Regions from separate parts of the Mus musculus genome. Here all the other regions are linked to region 1. The links are chromatin loops, found by intact Hi-C in ENCODE. Cell type or tissue: heart. All regions are shown on one strand. Region 1 has its middle 56 kb from the start of 1700027A15Rik. Region 2 overlaps Gm29185 (a long non-coding RNA gene). Region 3 overlaps Gm29185 (a long non-coding RNA gene).

Region 1 (8,000 bases):
GACATAGTACTACCGAAGGATCCAGCAATACCTCTCCTGGGCATATATCCAGAAGATGTTCCAACTGGTAACAAGAGCACATGCTCCACTATGTTCATAGCAGCCTTATTTATAATAGCCAGAAGCTGGAAAGAACCCAGATGCCCCTCAACAGAGGAATGGATACAGAAAATGTGGTACATTTACACAATGGAGTACTACTCAGCTATTAAAAAGAATGAACTTATGAAATTCCTAGGTAAATGGATGGACTTGGAGGGCATCATCCAGAGTGAGGTAACCCAATCACAAAAGAACTCACACAATATGTACTCACTGATAAGTGGATATTAGCCCAGAAACTTAGAATACCCAAGATATAAGATACAATTTGCAAAACACATGAAACTCAAGAAAAACGAAGACCAAAGTGTGGACACTTTGCCGCTTCTTAGAATTGGGAACAAAACACCCACGGAAGGAGTTACAGAGACAAAGTTTGGAGGTGAGACAAAAGGATGGACCATCTAGAGACTGCCATATCCGGGATCCATCCTTTAATCAGCTTCTAAATGCTGACACCATTGCATACACTAGCAAGAATTTGCTGAAAGGACCCTGATATAGCTGTCTCTTGTGAGACTATGCCGGGGTCTAGCAAACACAGAAGTGGATGCTCACAGTCAGCTATTGGATGGATTACAGGGCCCCCAATGGAGGAGCTAGAAAAAGTACCCAAGGAGCTAAAGGGATCTGCAACCCTATAGGTGAAACAACAATATGAACTAACCAGTACCCCCCCGGAGCTCGTGTCTCTGGCTGCATATGTATCAGAAGATGGCCTAGTCAGCCATCAGTGGAAAGAGAGGCCCAGTGGTCGTGCAAACTTTATATGCCTCAGTACGGGGGAATGCCAGGGCCAAGAAGTGGGAGTGGGTGGGTGGGGGAGTGGGTGTGGGAGCGTGTGGGGGACTTTTGGGATAGCATTGGAACTGTAAATGAAATAAATACCTAATTAAAAAAATAAATTGAACTGAAAAAAAAAAAGAAGAAAAAAAAAGAAATCAGAGAAACGTCTGCGTCTTTGCTTCCATATCCAAGGAGCTGCAGGAGTCTTAAGCAAGCACTTGGCAGAAAATGAATGAGTAGAAAGCGCCATACTTTCAAGTGGAAGTAATAGAACCCAGTTAGAATTGAATAATGCTTTATTTTCCAGATGCTAATTGTGCCTTTTCCCCATCTGATTATGGTAAGTGGAGCTGGCTTTTGCTACGTTTATGGGGTTCTGCAAAGGATCACTAACAAATAGTTTGGGCTGGACAGGTGGGTCTTTAGACTTAGATTGTGATTATTTAGCTCAGCCTTCATGACTTGAAGACAACAATGGACAATATGATAAACTGTTTTTCTTTCTTTCCTTCTTTCTCTCTCTTTCTTTCTTTCTTTCTTTCTTTCTTTCTTTCTTTCTTTCTTTCTCCCTTCCTTTCTCTTTCTTTCTTTCTTTCTTTCTTTCTTTCTTTCTTTCTTTCTTTCTTTCTTTCTTTCTTTCTTTCTTTCTCTCTTTCTTTCTTTCTCTCTCTCCCTCTTTCTTTCTTCCTTCCTTCCTTTCTTTCTTTTCTCTCTCTCTTTCTTTCTCTCCCTTTCTCTCTCTCTTTCTCTCTCTCTTTCCCTTTCTTTCTTTCTTTCTTTCTTTCTTTCTTTCTTTCTTTCTTTCTTTCTTTTTCTTTCTTTCTTTCTCTCTTCCTAAAAAAAACAAAACAAAACAAAAGTGCCAAAACAAGTGGCTGGATGGATTGGGCTGGCAGGTAGATGTTGGTGGAACATAAATTTTCCTATAAAGTAAATTTACTGCAGGAGAAAAGGAAGTCTTTTTTTAAAAAAATAAAACCATTAACTAATTAGTTTTACACAAACCATATGCAAATCCCTCAAGTCAGAAAGAATTCACTTCTCGTTTTGCTTGCAACATCTGTGGCTGCAGCTGTGGGGATGCTGGGGATAGGGGAGTTATCTTTGAGTTAAGGTTGCTGTACAGGGTCAGCAGCTCACACATCCGTGCTCCCCAGAGCCATGAAGGCTCTACTTTTGTTACCCCCTTTGCTGGACTGTGCTGTGATCTTTCACTCCATCTCTAGAGCTGGAGATGAATTATCCCAGCATCATTTTAAACACCCCTGTCCCAGGACTGACCTTAACTATCACATGGCACAGTGTGGGTGAGGTAGAGGTGACCACAGTGACAAAGCCATTCTGAAATCTCTAAACCTTTAGGAAAGAGAACGGGTTTGATCTGTTGAACTGTGCTCCATGCCTGTGCCACACAGATTCACTACTGTCACGGATGTTGGCTAATTTAGTCCTGATGGACATCTCAGAACAACACTGTCCTCTGGACTGGGGGTAGGGGTGGGGTGGTTCAGTGGATAAGGCCTTCTTATGCAAGTATGAGGACTAAGAGTTAAGATCCCCAACATCAACTTAAAAGCCAGGTGAATGTGCTGACCCATCTATGGTAGAGGGCAGGAGGCCCTTGTGCTCACAGGTAAACATTGGAGAAAGCAGGAATGTTAAACACATAGGAAAGTCACCTCGATGGAAGAACTAAAATACCCACTTTCTGATCAGAAAGCTGGGAGTGGGTGCTATTAATGACTCTTTGTTATCTGCAGCGCCAGGTCTCCCCAGGTTTATACCAGATTTTCCCTCTTTATATTGCTACCTTTAGCTCCAAGTAGTTGCTAATTTGGGGGAGACAGGATTCAATGCAGGACCCATAACTTCTTGCTTCTCTAGTTAGCTGGAGAAAGGGGATAGAGGCTGTTTCCCAGTCACTGGGAGAGAGTGAATTCCCAGCGAAACCACTTGACTGGACTCTTGCTGGGCAGGGGATGGTGATTAGGGTAGAGAGAGGGCAATGTGAGTTTCTCAGTATGGCTGGGAAGTGAGAATCTTTTTTTTTTTTTTGCATATCTTCTTTTGAGAGGGGTCTAAAAGATACTGAGGGAGCCAGGAAGTGTATGGTGCTGGAGGAGATGTGGACTAACTTTGCTGGGTTTAGAAATGGCCTTTGGCTTCCTTTCCTAATTTAATGTTTTATGTACGAACCTTCTCATGAGCTAAAGTATCATTTCAGTAGATAGCATGAAATGTACTGATATAAATCACATAGCTTATATAGGCAGATGCCCGTGTAGGCAGTATACTGACAAAGAACTCATGCCATGAAGTACCCAAGGGGTGCCCTAGTGTGAGGTTGTTTCACGCATGGGACCCCTGCAGTGCTGGGAAGGGTCTTAGGTTTGGTTTCATCTTCTGTGTCTTGAAACATCTGAACAAGGAGTCCTGGTTTTTGTTTGTTTGTTTTTACTTTTCATCAAGCCCACACAATCCACACCCTCTTCTTTCCATTCAGGATGCCATTCAAGTTCTTCCTCAGGAAAGCTTCCTTTGACTCTTCCCCTACTTTGTTGGGACTGTACCTCAGTTCCTGTGGGAGTCAGAGTAGGCAGACTACCACCCAGAGCTTGGGGCAATCATTGCACCTGGCCTTGCTCAGCTCTTGTTTTTCCTCAAATGGAAGCTTAGTCCCGCTGGGCTACAAACTCACTGGCTTTTTACTGGAAAAAATCGTATAGCTCAGTGCTCCAACGAAAGACTTTGCAATGATTTGCACACATGCTATAGCTTTCCTTCTAACCTGTGAGTTCCTTTATTTATCTTGATGTCCCAAGACAATACTCAAAACTCAGGGTTCCTGTCAATGGGTGATTCGACAGGTGCTAGCTGGCCTTTTCTTTTTGTCTGTCTCTGACCAGGTGACTTTGGTCAATCCCAGGATTCTAGACTATTAGAGAGCAGTCTGCGAATCCATGTGGTCCAATCCATCTTTGAGTGACAGAGACTTAGAGAGTTTTAGTATTTCCCTCAAGAGTCGAGGGCTCAGCAGGAAGGGAGTAGAGGACCTTTGGTCGGGAGCCACTCACTCTCCCTTCCTCTCTGCAGGTGCAGCTTCCTCCTGTGAGTTGTAGAGGGGAGGCAGCCCTTGTCCATCCTGGAACAGCCAAATGGATTCTCCTTGAGACCAGCAGTCCATTAGCCCCATTTCTTCCGGCTTCCTCTGTGGAATGGCTCCCAGGGGCCTGCCTGAGAAGCTCCAGGACCTAGCTGCCTGTCAGCCACTTTATTAAACTTGTTTCCAGATGTCTCCACCTCAGATTGAAGAGGCAGGAAGAGGGTGAGGGCTGGAGTTTGTCCCCTAAATGAAGTTGGTTAGATTGGTAATAAATAATATTTGGTGCTGATGGAACAGGTGGTCGGGGAAGATGGGGAAGGGAGAGGGGGAAACACAGACCACATCCTTCATGAGACCATGCGTGAGCATGAGATGTGAAATGGATGGACAGAGTAGAACATCTGGGGGCAAGAGATAAGGGATGTATGGCAAGGTGTAGATAAGGCAGAGATGGGGAAGACCAGACAGTTGTGACTTTACAGGAGAGCAAGTCAAGGAAGCAGAAAAGGGGAGACTCCTTTCTTGCCTTTTCCAAATGCTCAGAGTCTCTGACAATCTGAAACAAGCTCTGGCATGTAGCAATCCCACCTCTGTTTTCGACATTACATAGTTTCCTTTCTTATTTCTTTTTTCTTCTCTGTATCAAACCTCTCTCCCCTTTCTCTTATAATGACATTGGATCTAGGCCCCTATTGGGTTTTGGATGCACTCTGTTATGCCCTTGGGCTGCCATGTAAAAAGTATTGCAGAGTCCCCAAAGAGGCTTTGAAGACTTGACTTCCAAAGGCCCTTGATTTTACTTTTGCCATATTCCCTGGGCCAAGTCTCTAAGGTCAGCGTAGATTCTAAAGAGTGGGAGCTGGATCTACCCCTCAACTGCGATCAGCTATTGTGGACGGTAAGGTCCTTTCCAGCCAAAGCTTTATTTCCAAAATCTGTTAGGATCTTTTAAATTGCATTGATTGGTTGATTAATTAGTTAACTAATTAATTAAGGTACCCTGGGGATGGAAGTCAGGGCCTTATGCATTCTGGGTAACATTTATACCACCGAAGCACAGTGTTAGTTGATGCCTCTTTATGCTGTGAATCTGGAGACCTTTCCTGCTCTGTGAAGAGTTCAAGACTACCAGCCTCCACTGTGCTGGCTCCTGCCTGGGCTTCTGGCCACTTTGCCTCCCATGCCAATATGCCTTCCTTGATCTGTACCTCTAGAGACAGGATTCCAGACTCTGAAGACTGTCCGGCACCCAGACACAGGGCAGAAAAATGGAATCCTACTGAGGTACAAGCCAGAAGGGACCCATCCCTGGAAGTGTATCTTGTTTAAGCTAGCAGCAACTATGAGAACATTACATGTATACTGGGTCTTACTTGAAAAGCTTTGTATGTACCAACTCATTAGATAATTCTAGCAATTCTGTGATAAAAGTATTATAGTTATACCCATTTTATAAAGAAGAAAACTGAGGCATGGAGAAGTTAAAGTTTAGCTCAGAAACTAAAAAAAAGTTAAGTAACTCACCTAGGTTCATAGTGCTGTAAAAGAGGAATCTACTATTCTGTTCAAATCCAGTTGAAGTGTGTGGTGAGAACCAGGTATAAGATCTGGGAGATGTGTGTATAATAAGACATTTACCATACATTCATGAAGATCTGAGTTTGGATCCTCTGAACCCATAACTGGAATAGGAAGGACTCTGGGGCTTGCTGGCTAGAAAGTCTAGTTTCTAACTCTGTAACACTGCAAGCCTTGTGATCTTTTGTCAGTGGAGGAAGGCTCAAAAGCCTGTGTCTACGACTCTTAAATTGGCTAACTTTTTGTAGGAGACCAAATGCTTCCTTTGTAAGTTCATAGATTTCCATGTTAAGCTAGCCTCACTATCAACTATCTCTGTGTCAAGGAGACTCTTTATTTCCATCGGTGCTCTGGAACTCACAGGGGAATGAAGCACAATGTAAAATTTGGCTACATTCAAACTATGGGATTATAATCTTGGGTTATAATCTTCAGGCAAATGAATATGCTGAAGAGCCAGGAAGTGTGGAAGTCTTTAATATGGAAATCTGATCTCTGAATTTTCAGAGTCAGCAGGGACTGGAAGTCATACAAATGCCAGACTTTCCAAGGGAGAAAGTAAGGGTGGGGTGACTTCTGTGGGATTCTCTTGGTGACCTCTCTGCTCCTAACCCATTCTGTGAGCACTTTGTATTTATCCTTTTAAACTGATTTTCTTCGGCGAAGGGACAGAAATCCCCCAGAGAAGAATAGCAGAGACCATCCATCTAGATGGGATGGTTGAGGCTGCCTTGGCAGGGCAAACAGACATCATGAGCCTGGCATCATGTAGGATCCATTTATGGCCCTCTGGCCATCTCCTCCTCCTCCTCCTGGGATGGCAGATGGCCTGTGTTTTTAATAATTAAGAAAAAAAAAGTAGGAGGGAAATCAGGCTCAGTAGGAGAAATTTGGAACCATCCAGGCAGCACAATTGAGTTGTGAAGTTGTTTGGAAAGTGCAAATGGAGGCGTCCCATTGAGCATGCCCACAAACTCAGCCACTTCATGGAAGTTTGAATCATCCTGTGTGATGGTTTTCATTAGCACACCTTCCCCAGGGGGTGATGAGTAAGGGGAAACTATTGGTAGACATTGGGATTTTTGTATGCATAGGACTATAAATCCTGTAACATTAGTGAAAAAAACGTTACCTTGCAGCCTAGGTCGTAAAATGGCCTTGGGAGATAAAGATCCCAAAGGGCTACGAACATCAGTTTAAGTAAGTAGTCTGGGGTTATTTAAAGAAATAAAGTGCTGTCCAATTAGCAGAAAAGACACAGGCTGTAAGAAGAGATGGGAGAAGCCTGAGACCCTGTTGGATTCTATTATGGAGCAGGGCAGCACTCTGTTGACTTTATGTGGCGCTCCTTTAGAAGAGATCATGGATAAGGACAGCTGCTGCTAGCTTGAGAATGGAGACTTGTAATTCCTTGGCCTGAAAGTGCTGAACCAAATGGCCTTCCTCTGGTTATCTTCTGAATCTCACATCTGGAAAGGTTCAGAGCAGCCATTTCTGGACATACTTGTCTGCTGAGGTCTGGAAAGACCTTGTTATCAGAGGAGGCTGAAATGGCCACGTAGAAATACCATTAACACAGAAAGGAATCAGCATGATAGGATGGCATGTGAGGGCTCCAATAGGTGGGACTCAGGGCCCGTCCTTTCATCTTAAATAAACCCTAGATTATGCATCTGCTCCTGTTCCCACCAACACCCCATTTCTTTCCATGCTAGGTGGTAAGCCACGTTTTCTAGAAGGTGGAAATAGCTCTGTGTGCAGTGCCTGCCCTTGAAGCCCCCCTCCCCCAATCTGAGGGACACTACTTCTCAAACCCTCTACCTCTGGCAGGAAGGAATGTCAAGGAGCACTCAAGGGCTTTGGGAGGAAAGAAAGATAACCTGTTCTGCCCCTCTTCTCCCATCTCTCTCGCCTGAAGCTCTCCAAGCTTCTTGCCTGGTCTCTGCTGGGTCCTATTGACCAGCTGCCACCAAGAAGAGTTGGCCAAGCAGATGGCTAGAGTCTGCGTTTGGAGGGGAGCCGGCAACCAGCCGCGCAGACATGTCACCCACTGCAACTTAGGACATTTTGTGCTGAGGCTTCTCCCTCCCTCTCTTCCCTAATTCTTCATCATTCAAAGAGCTCCTTGGCTCTTTCATCTCTTCCCCTTCTGCTTGGATTCCTTGCCTCCCTTTTTCTTTCTCTTTAACAGCCTCCTACTCCCTTTCCTTTATTCTCTCCGAGCCACTGTGCTTGGCAATGGAAGGAACCTTCTGGCTACCCTCAGAAAAGAGAGGGGTCCAAGTCAGGGGGAGGCCCAGCTATAGTGAGTTAACACAGGAGGAGCATAGGCACTGAGTGTCTTGGCATCACACTTCTGGATGGAGAGCCACAGGCCAAATGAAGGAACTCTTCCTGTTGATAGTGTAGACCCCAGTTTAACACTATCAGC
Region 2 (8,000 bases), 82 kb after region 1:
TCATCTACGTGCACCAGGGCCATGGAATCACTGGACCACAAGTTCTCAGATGTGCTATCTAATGAAGCCTCTAATGCTTAAAGAGACCACATCTCCCAATCCAATGTAGACCAAAAAAAAAAAAAAAAAAAAACAAAAACAAAAACAAAAACAAAACAAAAAAACCTCCCAAGTTACAAGGTCTCAGGAGTTTATTAAAGTAAAACATGGAGCTAGAGAGGTGGCACTATGGTAGGTCTTGCACTGGACCTAGATTTGGTTCCCAGAAACTACATGGTGGCTCAGAGCTATTTACAATCCAGGTTCCAGATGACTCAATGCCCTTTCTGGCCTTCACAGTCACCAGGCACACATGTGATACACATACATACATATAGGCACACATACACACAGAATAAAAATAAATAACTAGAAATAATCAGGCAGAACAGATTTGGACCCTTCCTTCAAAAAGGGACAGTCCATGTGGCAATTAGATTCACAAATATCTATCATAGTAGAGAGGCAAGTAAAATGGTAAAGGAGCTATGTGCACAGTAGTCCACCTCTGCTCCCAATGGTTCAATAAGAAAGCACTAACAATCACTAATAAAAAGCCAATATGGATCTCCTACCCATTGTACACTGAGCACATTTCATCATGCTATTTATATTCAGACATGTGTCACTATCACAGCCATTTTTCAACAAGGGAACTGAAGCTCAGAGAGGTTAAGTAAAACTTCTTCAAGGTCACAGAACTAGGAATCTGTAGAACAGACTCCTATGTCTTGACACAGTCCATATCCAAGTAGATTTATTGTTAGAAAGATCTTCACGGTATATTTAGCTTTATATCCTTTTAGTTTCCGCTTAGAATTAATTCCACTTTCACCAAGCCACAAAGATGAAGTCTATTCCTACTTGAAAAATCAATGACTGAGTTCAATTGAATGCAGTTAACTAAGCGGTTAGCAATCCCCCATTTCAGCTGTACTGTAGGCTGCCAGTATTCCATCACAATCGTGGGTCTGCACTAAATATCTCCTCTAGTTCTCTACCCTTTCTTCACAGAGTTGCAGAGGAATTCTATGCTAATTCCTGAAGCTGTACAACCTGGTGATTTTTATGTTTTCTGATTAATTTATCATATCACAAACTCTCTGTTTTGTGGCCCTTTTCAGTTTCTGCCCCTCTGGTTGTCTCTTTTCTTAACAAATATTTATTTCCAGTTTCAAACCTACTGGGTAGAAAACTTTGGACTAGCCATGAATAGACACAGAGGGAAAGATAAAAGATGGTATTGAATTTGGAGGCCACACACACACACACACACACACACACACACACACTCACACACACACTCACACACACATGCACACACACCATTTTATAATATAACAAAATTTTGTGCTCATGAAGAAGGTGTGAAGGGTTAAGTATCACAAAATAGCATCCCCCAAGTCTGGCCCACGGAGGTTTGGCTATCTTTACAGATGAAGTCATGCTTGTAGCTAAGATGTGTTAGAGACAGTGGAGATGCGACACTCATGGGAGACAAACTTCATGTGTGAAGCCCTAAGGTGTCAGGAACAAAAGAGGACAGCAGGTTGAAGTATTTGGAAGTGTCTGGAAGAAAAATGAGGTTCTAGTGAGAGCCTGGGGTGCATATGGGGCCCATTCCCATAGTGGTCCAACTGTTAGGTTGTTGTTAAAGTTTAGTCCAGAGGATCTGAAGAATAGTCATGCACTTAAGCAGCCTATAGGTAGTACTAGATTTATGCTTTCAAAGCATTCACCGGCGGGGGCAGGGGGGCAGAATTTAGAGGCTTTATTCACATAAAAAGACACGAGTTTCTGCAGAGTCATAAAAAGGGTAGTTCAAATGCAGAGGTGTAGATCTGACATCCCAGCTGTCCTGCAGCTGGAGCAGGAGGCTTGACAGTTCAAGGTTAAATGGGAGACCTAATGGGACCCTGTCTCAAGATAATAATGGAAAAAGAGCTGAAGATATACATCAGTGGTGGAGTGGTTACCAAGTATGAGCAAGGCTTAATCTTCTGTCACCTCACCTCCTGCCCTTAAGAAAATTAGGTGAGCCATTTAAGAGGCAGGTGAGAAGAGATTTAGTTACTAGTTAAATTGGGGCCTTAAGAGGGAAGTTTAAGGTAGCGTAAGTTTTCCTTTGGGGTACATGAATCTACTGTGTGTAGCAGTGGTTCTCAACCTTCCTAATACTGTGATCCACCCCCAGCCATTAAATTATTTTGTTGCTTCTTTATAACTGTAATTTTGCTACTATTATGAATCGTAATGTAAATATTTGGTATGCGATCCCCCCCCCCCCTAAGAGGTTGTGACACACAGGTGGAAAACCTCTGGTGGGTAGCCATAAAAACAGAGGATGCACTGGAAGTGGCAGTGGTGAGCACAATGAGCTTGGAGTTTGGCATAAATTCGATCTTATGTCATTTGGTGGTGATGTTCAGGCAATGACTATGTGCACAGAAGTGGAGTCTGCCTGGAGCTGCTCCTCCCTCTCTTCTCCTTCCCTCCTCCCTCCTCCCTCCTCCTCCCTCCTCCCTTCCTCCTCCTCCCTCGCTCTCTCCACTTCTTCCTTTTTTCTTTCTTTGATCTTTTTTTTCTTCTCTCATTTCTTTTTCTACCTTCTTGGGAAAATAATACTTAAGAATATTTATATTCAGAGTGAAGAAGTCGAAAATAGCGACTGAAGGCAAAGTAAAAGGGAGAAAATATTTAAGAAAATATATGTTCATTTCTGCTTTGTTTTTCCATCTGCGTTTTTGCACAGTCAGTGTGCAAATAAGAGCCCGTGTGTGCATGCGTCCTGCTCATATATTCAAGTTCTTACTCTACATTTGTGGGGGAGGTTCATCTTCAAATCACTTCATGGATTACAAACTTTGCTGAGAGATAGGAAGAACATTCTTGTAGGAAGAGAAGAAAGGTGTGTGTGTCAATAGTATGTTCCTAGAGCAAGAGATGCCTCTCCCTGCCATGAAATGAGAGGCTAGATCTGGTTAGGTGTAGCACAGGCTTCTTGATTGCCTAACAGAATAACATGGATGGGTGTGGAAGATGGTGCTATAGGGTGACACTTGAGGTGCTCCAGCTGAGGGTGCTTCAGCTGAGGGTGCACTGGCGAGTAACAGTTGGATTTGCCAGAGGCCCACCATTTGAGTGCATACAAGAGAGCAGCCTGGGCTCTGTCCCAGTTTCCACTTGGCCAGCCCCCTGGAAACAGCTGTTCACGGGCCGCTGAGTTCTTTCCGAAGAACAATGAAGAACAGTGGTTTGGGGTAGGTGGGGCTAGGAACTGGTTGGTTGGGCAAGAAAATCAGACACAAATTCAGGCCTCGTGGCCCAATAATTCTAAGTACCAAAGAAGCCTTGTCTGGAAGCCTTGACACTCGTACTAAATAAGGGGAGAAGAAACAGGAAATTAAAAAGCACAACTGTGACCCAAGCATTCCATACATAATTACCCCTTAGATAAACATTGTCTTCTCCACACAAGAACGAACACTATTCCAATATTGCCCCAGTTTCTGACAAACATGGCAAGAAGACTCTCAGTACTGGACTGTTCACTGTGGGTCATTTGGCTGAAGCTTCATGCTCAGTGGAGTTAACTGCAGTGGAGCCTTAAGAGGTCCATCCTCTGCCTCCTCGTCGCTAAAGCCTCTTTAGCAGTTTTTTATACTATGGAATCCAATGGAGTCTGAGTCTCAGCCATCCTCCAGCAGACTCAGCTTGGTCCCTGTGAGTTTGGAGAGTCTGGATTCATACAGAAGGCTTCTAACATTTCAAATGAATACCCATGGAATTCAGAAGATTACTTTTACTGACTGAAAATGACCATGGATGGATAATGAATGTTTGCCTCTATTTCCAGAGTATATGGATGGAGGTGGCCAGTAAGATTCATAATCCCAGCGAACAGCTTATCCTTTCCAATATTTACCTTTCATTCACTCTACCAAGGAAGCGATATTTCAGACATATTATATGTGAGACAGCATGAAAGATACAAATGTATGTCAGATAAACTGCCCTCAAGCTATTTACAGGGAGGTACATAAGAGCAATATTTACATACTCATAAAACAGGCAGGGTGGAGCACATGCGTGTCTTTGTCCACCTTTCACAGTGTGGTGTGTGTCCACATAAAGTCTCTTTTACCTTATCAGTTGCAAAAGCACAATTCTAACATAAGCAAAATAGGAGATATTTATTAAAGTAAAAGGAATTATTTATTAAAAGTAATTAGGGAATTATTACTTCACACAACTAGTAAATTTAGTGGCTTTGGATACACTCACACACACACACACACACACACACACACAGAGAGAGAGAGAGAGAGAGAGAGAGAGAGAGAGAGAGAGAGAGAGAGAGAGAGAGAGAGAGATATGTTGCCTGGAATGGAGCTAGAAGACAAAGGGAATCTGGAAGTCAGGATCCTAGCCCATGGCCTCTTTCTCCTGCTCTCCATAGAAGATCTCCTAGGAGACACTGCTTGCTCTGGCATTGGTACACCACCTGATATAGGGCAATCCTCTCTCTTTGGAGAAGAAATGTTCTTATTGGTCTTGCTGCAGCAGGTTCCTACCATGTGAATAGAGTGTGGGAACACTGAGGTCCCATCAGAAAGAGATGCTGGTTCAGTCAATTCTAATGACATTTATTGTAAGCTAGACTTCTTAGGATGGTTATTTGTGAGTAGATAGAGAGAATTCAGGATGAAGAGTAAGGAAGTCTCTGCAAAGAGAGATAGATTACAGGGAGATGGAATTTGACCAATACTGTGTCGATCACAGATCTGACTGTCTCCATGTTTATAGAAAAGAGCAGAGATACATTGCACTTCAAGGAAAAGTGGTAGCTCTATAGCCTAACTATAGTTTATTCATTGAGAGGATAAATAAAAATAAAAACTATTTATGAACTAAACATAACCAAATTATTTATGAACTAGAGCCGAGCAGATAAACCTGGCTTCAGGTTGTTGAATAGGCTGAGACGGATGGAGTGGGGAGATGAATAATAGAGGAATCCCAGTAATCCAGGGGAGAGGAAAGGCAATGGGAGGGGCAGCGGGAGGCACAATGGGAGGAGCTCTGAGCTAGGTGGTGGTGGTATGACTAGAAAGGAGGGAAGCACTGTAGCCACTCTGTCTCCTTGAACATGGAGCCCAAGGGAGGAGAAGTTAAATGATGCTGAGGCTCCTTATATGTCCAGTGGTGCATCAGTGAGCAGTGTAGCTGCATCTCTACGTTTGCTATCTATCAGGAAGGTGTTTAGCAAAAGATGTTCCCACTAAAAGTCATTGTGTTAATTAAGTTTCCATTATGGCGACAAAATACTCAAGAGAATCAACTTGTAAGGAGGAGAGGTTGCTTTAGTTAACAGTTCTCAGTTCCTACTCACTGGGCTCTGTTGCTTTGGATCTGTGACGTCCCAGTTCACTGTGGCGGGAATGTAGAGTGTGTAGTACAGGAATCTTGTTCATCTCCCAGTAACGCAAGTGGTTGAGGACCCAGCCTTCAGTGCATTTGCCTTTGGAACACGTTCAAGAACCAAACTGTAGCAGTTTTCTAGAGCATTGCTTATTGTTAAATCCCAAGGTTTTGATTTTTTTTTTCCCTGTTTGAGTTCTCTGATGATGCTGAGAAAGAACTTGATTGCACTTAAGCAAGCATGGTGATCACAAAGTAGCCAAAATGTGGAGTCCTTGAATGCAAATAAGGTTTTGTATTTGCTGTCCCGTCACCCCTAGAACAGATGCAACGATCAGGTTGCTTCTAGCTCTCCTAGCTACGTGATGAGCATCAGCGCATTGATGATCTGAGCCTAGTTCTTGATGAAAAAAAAATTCGATTTTACAACTGAAAAGGATGGGGGTATTAGTAACGACTCTAAGACGAGTCAAAGGCACCTGCAAATATGTCTTCCAGGCAATAGCTAGAATGAAAAAATGAATTAGAGCCTTCAACCTTCAGCTATGCTACAGCACCAGATGTTAAATTTCTGTCCTCCATAGGATCCAGGATCTTCAAAGGGACCACATACCACTGACTCCTGAAGGTAGCAGGAGGTACTTGCTGCAGCTTTCCACAATCCTGTTGCCACACTTTCTGCTACAGGAGGAAGAGATGTTGCACGCAGGCTAAGAGAATGCTCGCATGTCTCCAGGAGAGTGAGGCAAGGCTCAGCTGAAGACTGGGAATGAGCTGAGAAATGGATGAAAGTCATACTATGTGGATAGGCTGGAGGGACTGCCTTGGGAGGAGAGGTGGAAGCCCTCTACTGACAACACCTGAAGATGTGGCCTGATGGAAAAGCACCAGTGTGTGGCAGGGTCTTAACTCTTGAGGCAGGGCAAGATCGGAGAAGAGCTAAGGAAAACATAAAGCTGGAGAGAAACTGACTAATGGACGAACCAGTTGGGAAGCAGGAGCGTCCTCTATGGGATGGGCAGAAGCAGGGAGGTGCTAGAACTGGACACAGATAAAATCAGCTCTGTGTGCTGTGTAGGCCAGGACACCCTGGCATGAGGAAAAGTGTCTACAAAGGGTGTTTACATTCACTGTCTCATCCGAAATGTTTTCCAACTTCATTCCATTCACTGCTTCCCCAGTAGGTGAGGACAGTACCAAAACCTGCAGAGCATGTTGAGGTGTAGATACAAATGAGCAATCTTCCTTTCCATTGCTGCCTTTGAAACTAGGATACCTCATCCCAACTAGACTATACTTTCCTTCTTCCCAGTTCTTCGCCTGATCACATTATTTTGAGGCATCTCACAGTCACCTGGGCCGTCAGACTCTCTCTAGAACCCAGGATCAGGAACATTATTAGGCTCACACCCAGGAAATCTCAGAAATTATTTCTGAAGTCTAACTAGTAACACCAGGTTTTCCTCCGGGTTCCTGATGAGGTTAGAGTGAAGGACACAAGCCAGGGAGGAGGACAAAAGACACCAATTTCATGAGGACAGTACCAGACCTTTCGTGTACTCTCCATGGTCACATTTGAAACCAAGATTACTTTTATTTTATATTATTATTACTTTCTAAATGTCTGATTACTAATGAGAGAGGAAAAATAAAGAATGTGAGTTTGGGTGGAAGGATATAGATAAGAAAAGAGGTGGAGAGGGTCTCAGAGAAGGTGGGTGAGGGGAAAGCCATTAATCGGAATATATTTATTGAAAAACAATCTATTTCAATGAGAGAAGACAACATGTTCTAGAATAAATGACAATAAATTAACAGTGAGTAAATGTATTTGAAGCCACCGTTGTCTGACCCCCCCAAACCCACGTTCTTGAGAGGGAACAGTTAGAAATGGGTCTGTCCATGACAGCGGAGTCTGAGGAGTGGCAAAGAAGCCATATTGTCTAGACCTGTGTGGCTGAGACTCTTAGAATCAGGGTGGATAGAGAGACTAAGTCTGGCGAGCCCCACATCCCTACTTAGAATCCCCTCCCAATGTGCTCAGATGCTGCTCGTTGTAAGTCAGGAGGGCACATTCGCATAGCTGCCTGAACTAGCCTCCCCCCAGCTACCGCTGAAAGTTACACAAGCAAATGGGAATTTCGGCATGCCAGCATCAGCAGCTCCCTTGCCCTACCTCATGATCTGGGTTCTGACTCTAAAGTCTCCACCCTACTCCTCATTGCCTCCCATTTCCAATGCCACCTTTTTCTTCTGAATTGCTGGTGTAGATACCTCTGTGACCAGTGTTGTTGTGTTAGGAATGAGTAGGATGGAGAGGCTTAGAGAATAAAGTGGCTCTGGGCAGTCTGGTGACGGCTTTAGAAGTCGAGGGTCTGTTATGTATCTACGTAGACTCTGAGGACGAGCAGAGTTGAGATTTGGAGAGAGATGAGCCATAAGGGTCTCAGGGTTAGGTTTGGCTGAGGCTGTGAAGAATTCTTGTCCAGAACAGATTTGGCTGCATATACAGCATCCCTACGGCCTCTGTACCACACTGG
Region 3 (8,000 bases), 120 kb after region 1:
ACTACAGCCAGATGTTCATTAATTTGAAAAAAATGTCGTGGAAAATAGACAATAAAAGAGATCATAGGTAGCAAGCTGGTTCCTGAAAAGAGTGCTATTTCGGCTAGTCTTTGAACATAAGTAGACCACTGGTAACTATAATTGTATGGGATTAAAAGGGCATTAAGAAGGGTGATTGTTCTGCTACAGAAGACTGGACTGGGAGTGTGCCCTGGTCTGGTCTTTATTCAGGAGGACAAGTTGAACAATAACCATGTCAGACCAATCACCCAACCTTCCGGAGGTCAAAACATCAAGTCTTGCCCTAGGCAAACCAATACATGGACCCATTCTCCAATCTCTATCTCAGTTTCCCACTGGGTACCTTACTAGGAAGCTCTGGAGGCACTTGATGGCAGCCTAGACTGGAACAAAATGAGGAAGGGTCTCAGAGTTCAAGGTAGGATGTGCTGGTCCACCACAGGCAGGGACATATGTTAACCAGACTGCCACTTAAGAGGCTGTAAAATAATTCTCAGGAAGGATAGATGGAGGAAGGGGCCTAGGTTCTGAAAGTTTCCAATCTTTCATCTTTTCTTCCAAGTCTTAGGGTAAAAGTCCAAACAAACATACACTTTATAAAGATAGCCACAGCGCCAAATGGCCTTCAGTCTCTCCATATGAGCTCCCATGATCCTGTCTAGCATGTCCTCTTTCATCCCTCAGCATTACCCAGGCAGGACTGAAGTACAAGATGGCCCAGCCTTTCTTTAGTTTTTCCAGCATGGACCCACCATTTTTTTCCTAAAACGAGGAAAAAGAAAACAACAACAATAACCCAGATACACCATTATTGTAACTGTGTTCCTGTGGGGATGAAGGGCATAACAATAGTTGCATGGTATGGGTGCTGACAGCTAAGACAGTTCCATATTCTAATGAGAAGTGTGAGACGTTTGCACAGAGGGACATGGTACTCAGTCTTCAGGCAGGACATTCTGGATATTGCATGAGAACTATGGCTTTGGGAACTGCCTGGAGTTGGCAGTGGCATCAACTCTCCATTTACCCTTGGAGATTAGTTAGCAAGTGGTTTGGGTCCAGAATGTGACCTTGGCTTCAGGCAGGCATAGCAGAAAAGAGGCCAGTTCATCTCCACAAACTTTTGAAAAGCTTCTACTCTTGTCAGCTTGAGAAGGAAATCCTCCCTAGAGAAGGTGAGGCTCCAGGAGAGATGAGGGAAGAAATCCAGATGGCTAGCCTGGTGAGAATAAGTCTTTCAACTCAGGTCTATCAAAACATAAGATGAAGACTAAGGTGTCTGTGTGGGGAAGGGTTGGAGTCCTACAAAGAAAACCAAAAGCTGCAAATAATACTTCTTGGAGCATCTGTTCACATAGCCCTTGTTTGAAGATCGCTGCCACAAACAGCTTGCTCTGGTTTAGCCATGAGACCTCCTGTGTCTGTCTGTCCAGGGGTGAGCTAAGAGCACTGGAGATGAGCTGATACTATGAGGGTGAGCTGATTTTCCTCAAAACCCGAATCTGGTTGAGTTCAAGGGAACAAATCTTCTATTTCCAGTGTAAGGGTTCTTTCTTCCAACCCACACCTGGTTCAATAAATGCTCCCTAATTTACCTGCACAGCTGGACTAACAAAAGGGTGAAGTTCAGAATAGGAGGGTAGAATCTTCGAGATGACCATTCTACATCCTAAACATCCCTATTGCTGTCCCCAATGCCTGCTGCTGCTCTCTTAGACTCTTCTTGGGTATCATTGTTGTTGATACTTCTCAGGTAACTCTGCCCATCTTCTTTTCCTCTAGTTTATGGATAGGAAGAAAGAACTGGGACAAGGCAGGGAAGTAAGTTACAGGGACAAAAAGGGGGGGGGGAATACAAAGCAGTTGATTCTAGTTGAATGTTTAATGTATAGCAGATCACATCACCATAGCTGTTTTGTTTAATTTTCAAGATAGTTCTGTTGTCATCCTTTAATTTACAGCTGTATAACTTAGGAAAAGCATATAGCCAGAAGTAACAGCAAAGAAATTATAATTATACATGGGTAATGACTGACAAGATCTGGTCTTTTCTACTCAAAAAATGAGAAGGCAAAAGGAAAAGCCACTTGATGCCAGGTGAAAGGCAGAGAGCATGCTATGGGGGGAGAACGGGGCTTGGGTGATCCAGGCTCCTCCACCCATTGTTATTTTGTTCATTTTGTTGTTTTGAAAAAGACTTTACAATGATGATGATCAAACTTGTGGTCTCATGCATGGTGGGCAAGTGCTTTTGCCTCTAAACTACACCTATTTCTTATATTCACATTTATTGAACATACATGAGCCGGGTTGGTGCAGGTCACATAGTAAGTCCTGAGAGCCTGATGTGAGGACTTCAGCTCTACAGCTTGGGTCACACAAATGCCAGGGCAAGTGCTGTAATGAAAATAAGAATATTGACATCCCACACAGAACCTTGTGGGGGGAATGGATAGAAGTCATCTTAGGGAGGCCATTGGAAATAACATTTTTTAGGGGGAGTTGGACATTTCAGTCAAGACTTGATTCGTCAAAACTACCAGCATGTGCTGCTGCAAATCTTGGTAATGGAATGGCAATGTTGTCTGCTTCTATTGCTAAGATGATTGATTTGGACAGCAACTCAGCAAGGTTGGAGATGGGGTGGATGGAGACAATGGGAAGATTGTTTGTGAAGGGTGAAAAACCAACCATGAATTATATGAGGCTGATGCTCATGCATGCTTCCCAGTGGGGCTGACAGGTCCCATTACACACCCTACAGGAGAGCAGAAAAGGGTGACCTGCTGTCAATGGCAGGTCTAGGGAGTAGCAGCTAGCATGAGGGCCTGTATAAAACCTGTAGTTACCAGGGAAGTCAGGGCTCCCTTTTCTGACTCATTGGTTAAAGAATTTAAAAATGGTCTCAGAAGGAAGCCCGAGGACAAAGATTTTGTTAGAAATTGGAAGGAAAAGAACAGGGCAGGTGAGCTGTGCATCTCAGCAGCTGACTAGAGAAGAGGTGCAGAGAGGAAGAAGGGAGAATGCTGGAGCTTTCAAAGTCCAAGAAAGCAGACATGTTCGACAATGAAGATTGGCAAACAGCAAAGCTTCAGAGAGCTGGTAAGAAATCCCAGAATGTCCAGGAAAGCACGCCTATTAATTAAAATGAATAAAGAAATAAGAAAATGACCAGACAAAAACGGGCATGCTGCATGACTCTGAAGGCAGCTGTGTGGAGGGAGTTTCCTGGAAAGGATATGAACATTATCTCATTAAGGGGATAATCATTCCTCCCACCTCCATAGCATTTCTTCAGATGAATGTATGTCCTGTGGGGCAGACGCTTGGCCAGGTGATTGGCTGGCCCTACTCTATCAACTCTTAAGGCAATAGTTTGATATGGCCTAACCTTTCGAGCAGATCAGAATGTCATGTTTCCTCTTAAGTCCAGGATTATTCCATTATTTTGACAGGAGGGCTGAGTATTTACCATTTTAAATGTATTTACCTTTTTAAATGTTATCCAAGAAATGGGAGATGGCCTCCAAAGCCTATCATGGGGCAGGGGTGCATCCTTAGGCGGGGGTGCATCCTTGATGTCCAAGGCTAAACCATGCCTAGCTACTTAACAGTTTTGGAAGGGAAGCTCCTGTAGGTATATCTTGCCCTTTTATATTGTAAAAGGGAGGGTTTGTTCTAGATTAGTATGTGTGGAAGAATTGTCTAGACTAGACGCTATAGATTCTGGTGGCCTCTGAAGGAAGGCAATTCACAGAACTGCCCCTGTCCTCTCTGTTGGTAGCTGAGCCCCATTCCATCTAGGATCCCTTTGGACTCACCACTATGAGAAAAACATCACCATGCCAAGAGGAAGTCTTTCCTGTCTCCTCATGGTGTAACTGAGCCAGCAGATGTTAAAGGTCAGTAGCACAGATTGTCTTCAATGGCAAGGAAGCCATTGTGTGAGAAAGCAGAGGCATCCGGATGGGAGCTTTGTTCAAACTCTGGGACTAGGGAGAGGCTGGGAAAGGAAGAGGTGTCCATGGGAATCCAGGACAGAGGGTCAGGAAACTGAGAACACCCTGCACTGTGGAAGCGGTAGAAACTGGAGACAGAGTGGGACATTTCACTGCAGCTGCAGGCTGAAGAAATAGCAGACTTTGCTCATGACCTAGTCAGGTTTCTCTCCTTTCCTCCACCACCTTCCTCCTCTCTGCTCATCCTTTTTCTCTTCTAACTTCCTTTTCCCCTGTCCTTTGCTTGATCATCACGTCTCTCTTTCCTGAACCCCTCTCATTCTAGTCTTCTGTTCTGCTTCTTTCTCTCCATCTTTTTCTTCCTCTCATCTTCATCTCCCACTTCCAGTCGGGAATGTGAAGCCTGTGGCCCATGGGTTGCATGCACCTGCATGTAGCCAAAGATAGTATGAATGCACACCCTTACAAACATTTTTAAAATATATGAGATTAAATGTGTATATATACATCATATATATGTACATGTATACATATATATGATATATATATTAACTCAACTGCATGATTCATGAGCATGAACTTTGTAGAGGGCAACATTGTGTGTTATATATGTCTCTAAGTATCCCAGTATTATTTCATGGAACCCAGGAGTCTTAATTTTGATTTAAATTTGAGCTCCACCATGTCCTCAATTTTTGGTGTTGGGAGTCCCTGAGTTTCAGAGTTCTAAAGAAATTCCTTCCTACCTCAAGATATTAAGCTGGTTGGGAATATTCAAACAGATAACATCTGTATAATTCTACACACAATGCACAGATGCTATTGCCCTCCCTCAGGAGACTAAGTGGGAGAAACACTTTCTAAGGTAGATTGTGGAGTTTCCTGTACATTAGCCCCTCTTCTGTTCCCCAGATTTCTCCCCTCACCCACCTTTTCCAAATGCAGAAAATTATGCAGTCTAAGTCATGATTCCCAGTTATTAGAAGCTATCTGGCTGCTGCACAGTTGTTGAAGTTGTTGACATAATGAGAAGAAATGCAGGAATGGCTTGAACTCCCCACCTCTCTTTCTGCCTCCCTTTCGCTCTCTCTCCAGGCTGCAGGAGCCATTGCCTCACCTATCATAGGGACTCTCACTGACCAATCCTAATACTCTTGTTCACTGAAAGGCTTCTGCCGTAGTCCCTTGATCTTCTCTGATGTCCAGGGTCAAAATGTTGTCTTTGGTTTAGGGGGAAAGACTTTCTCCAGTTCTGTATGTTAGGCACAGATAGCATTAAGTTTTTCTATTTTTATATTAAAAATAAAATCTTGATTACCCTTTACAAAGTTTGGGTTGGCATATAACACATGGGAGCGTGTATCCCTCCCAGTTCACCTAAATGATTTCCTGTTATGGAACTGTGGCACCCATCACCACTGACCTCTCAGAAACTGGAAAGATGAGCCATTGGGTGTGACACACACAAGTTCCACTCTCTACTTTTCCTTTGTAGCCCGATTCACAGTGTATAATTATGTGTTTGTGTGTGTTTTTCTCTGCTCCATGGCTCTAAGGCTCTGTGGGGGTAAGAATCACACATATTTAGTTCACTCAGCTTTCATTATGCATTCAGCATTGTATGCTCTACAACAACATAGGGCAAGTCTAGCTGCATATTAAACCACTAAGGGAGTAAATAACAAGAAAACCACTCCTTCCTTCTCCCTCCTCCTCTCTATCACACACACAGACACACACACACCCCTCAACACTGACCAACACACATACTATTACCACCACCACCACCACCACCACCACCAAAACAAACAAAAGGTACCAACACTTATGTAGACATTTTGTAACAACTTGTCCAAGTGGTCCTTCCACATCATCAACCCTGAACACTCTGCACAGTGATGCTCCACTAAAGCCATTGTGCTGTGCCTGGGCTTCATGCACTTGTTGCCTACCTGTCTCCTTCCCATAGCCAAAGCTTCAGCTCCTGCTTGCTGGCTGGCCCATTCCCTCACGAGCCTGTTTTGCCCTGACTCATTCCTGGGCCCACCCTAACACATTCCTACTTCTCTTTAAATGACTATTTATGGCCTGTTACCTCCAGGACACGGCTCCTGATGAAAACAGTCCAGACCCAACGCCTCCTGTGTAATTTAGAATCCAGTCCTCCTCCTTAAAATTCTTTTACACCGGTTTCTGTAATCATGTGCTTCTGTTGGCAGCCCCGTAAGTGCAATTGATCTGGACTGTAAACTCCTTGAACATGGCTGTAGCCCAAGGGCTAAGATGGCAGGAACAGCTTCTGCACCACCAGCTTGAACCATGTAACCAGCAAGTGAGACAAGATTGAGTTCTGACCATTCATAATTGTGAGACATGGGCAGACAGAGGCTGGCCACCTGGGCATTAGGCTCTCTGCTACACTGAAGATACTCAGGAAGACTAAGTATGGTGGGATGGGTAGGTGTTGTAGTTCTTTCCTGGAACTCAATGAAGAACCAGCTAGTGGGAGGTCAGACCTGTGCAGTGTGGTAGAAGACCGCTGAGGCCAATTCAGCTTCATGGAAGGATGGGTGTTCTTATTGTTTAAGCAGTCCTGGTTGACCTGTGTGGATTTTTAGTACCAGTGATTTGTAGCACAGTTACTTATGCCCTGCCTCACCATGTTCCTACCCTACCTCACTATTAGTTATCTATCCTTTGTATTTACCTAATACTTCCATTATTTCCTCATTTTTATTTGTTCATTGAGAACTGGTATGTAGTGAGTATTCTACGTGCATCTAGGTAATATGTGGAAAGTGTGTACATCATATGTGGTATGTGATATGTTGAACACTGTATATGTATGGCTCATGATCTATGTATGGCCTGTGAAGCATGTGTGTATATGTGTGGTATGTGGTATGGTGTGAGTGTATGTGGTACATGGTATGGTGTGTGTGTGTGTGTGTGTGTGTGTGTGTGTGTGTGTGTGTGTGTGTAGGATGTTAATAATGAATAGGCACTGCAGAAAAAAAAACCTTTAGGGAAGATTTCAAAAGTGGGAGTTGAGCAATTAATCCAGACAGGCCTATCTTATTGAAGATGTGGGAATACCCCACAGGCCTGGAGCTAATTAGAGGGAACTTTCCAATCAGAATCCAGTTCTCTGGTTGAGTCTCTTTCTGTGATACACTGTTTCTTCTTGATAATTCATCCCTATGATCTCTATTTGGAAATATAACAAATCACACATCCATCCCCTTTCAGCCTGAGTTTGTGAAGTGTGATCCATCAGCCCAGGGGCATGAGCACTGACCCATGGGCAGCCATGGTAAGGTAGAGACCAGGGCGAGCATACTTTAGAGTCTGTGGCAACCTCTATATCACTCAGTCCATTGATTCCTTACCCAGCCAGGTCCCCCTTAAGCCTCTTCCACAGCTTCTGAATGTTCTACTTCCAGTGGAAACAAAATATACTTTGCCCGGGCAGCCCTGTCTGTTAACTCACCTCCTCGTGCCTGATGGCTCACAGCTCTGGGCAGTCCCTCCATAGACCACTTCATTTGTTGTACTTCCCTGGGAAGGATGAGAAGGTTGAGTCTCTTCAAGAGGAGGGCTAGAAGGGGTGCTATTTTCTCAAGAACAATTAATGCACCCTGGCTGTGTAACCTCACACAGGCCCTCTCCCTGGATGCCAGTCAAAGGGAGATCTCAATCCAGGACCTTGGCAGCAGGGTAACACTTGAAAGCAATTACAACTCTTATGAGAGTGAAGGATCTCTCCAGGATGCTGGCCGGTCTCAGATGGTCTAGGCTTTCCCTGCTTGGGTTCCACTGTATCATTTTCCTTTCCTGGGGCTCCATGATTTGTGGGCTTCATGTTTGCCCAACCACTCTACAGTTATTCCTTCTTTGTGTATACTTTTCCCACACACAATGAACATAGAGCTCTGAGTGCAAGTGATGGGAACTTTGCAAGTTTGAATCCTGTTGTCATCCGGGCTCATGTGAAAGTTTATCATTTAAAAATGATCGTGT

Evidence for each region. Peaks named below come from ENCODE experiments on the same cell type or tissue, not always from the same donor. Only the 100,000 strongest peaks of a DNase experiment are listed, where the experiment ranks them.
Region 2: a loop joins it to region 1, with 2.2 times the contacts of the local background. A loop is called at or near these places in 2 of 42 quality-filtered maps.
Region 3: a loop joins it to region 1, with 2.8 times the contacts of the local background. A loop is called at or near these places in 3 of 42 quality-filtered maps.

Annotation. Positions count from the first base shown.
Region 1 is chr1:73,068,353-73,076,352 of GRCm38, forward strand. No RefSeq gene overlaps it. Among named protein-coding and RNA genes, the nearest start is that of 1700027A15Rik, 56 kb to the left of the region's middle. In heart, no CTCF peak of the experiment used is centred here; a DNase peak (open chromatin) is centred at 4,069; H3K27ac peaks cover 874 bases.
Region 2 is chr1:73,150,351-73,158,350 of GRCm38, forward strand. The region is part of intron 1 of Gm29185 (a long non-coding RNA gene); the gene reads left to right. Among named protein-coding and RNA genes, the nearest start is that of Gm31197, 14 kb to the left of the region's middle. In heart, no CTCF peak of the experiment used is centred here; a DNase peak (open chromatin) is centred at 3,241; H3K27ac peaks cover 549 bases.
Region 3 is chr1:73,185,000-73,192,999 of GRCm38, forward strand. All of the region lies in intron 1 of Gm29185 (a long non-coding RNA gene), which reads left to right. Among named protein-coding and RNA genes, the nearest start is that of Gm31197, 48 kb to the left of the region's middle. In heart, no CTCF peak of the experiment used is centred here; a DNase peak (open chromatin) is centred at 3,972; H3K27ac peaks cover 1,105 bases.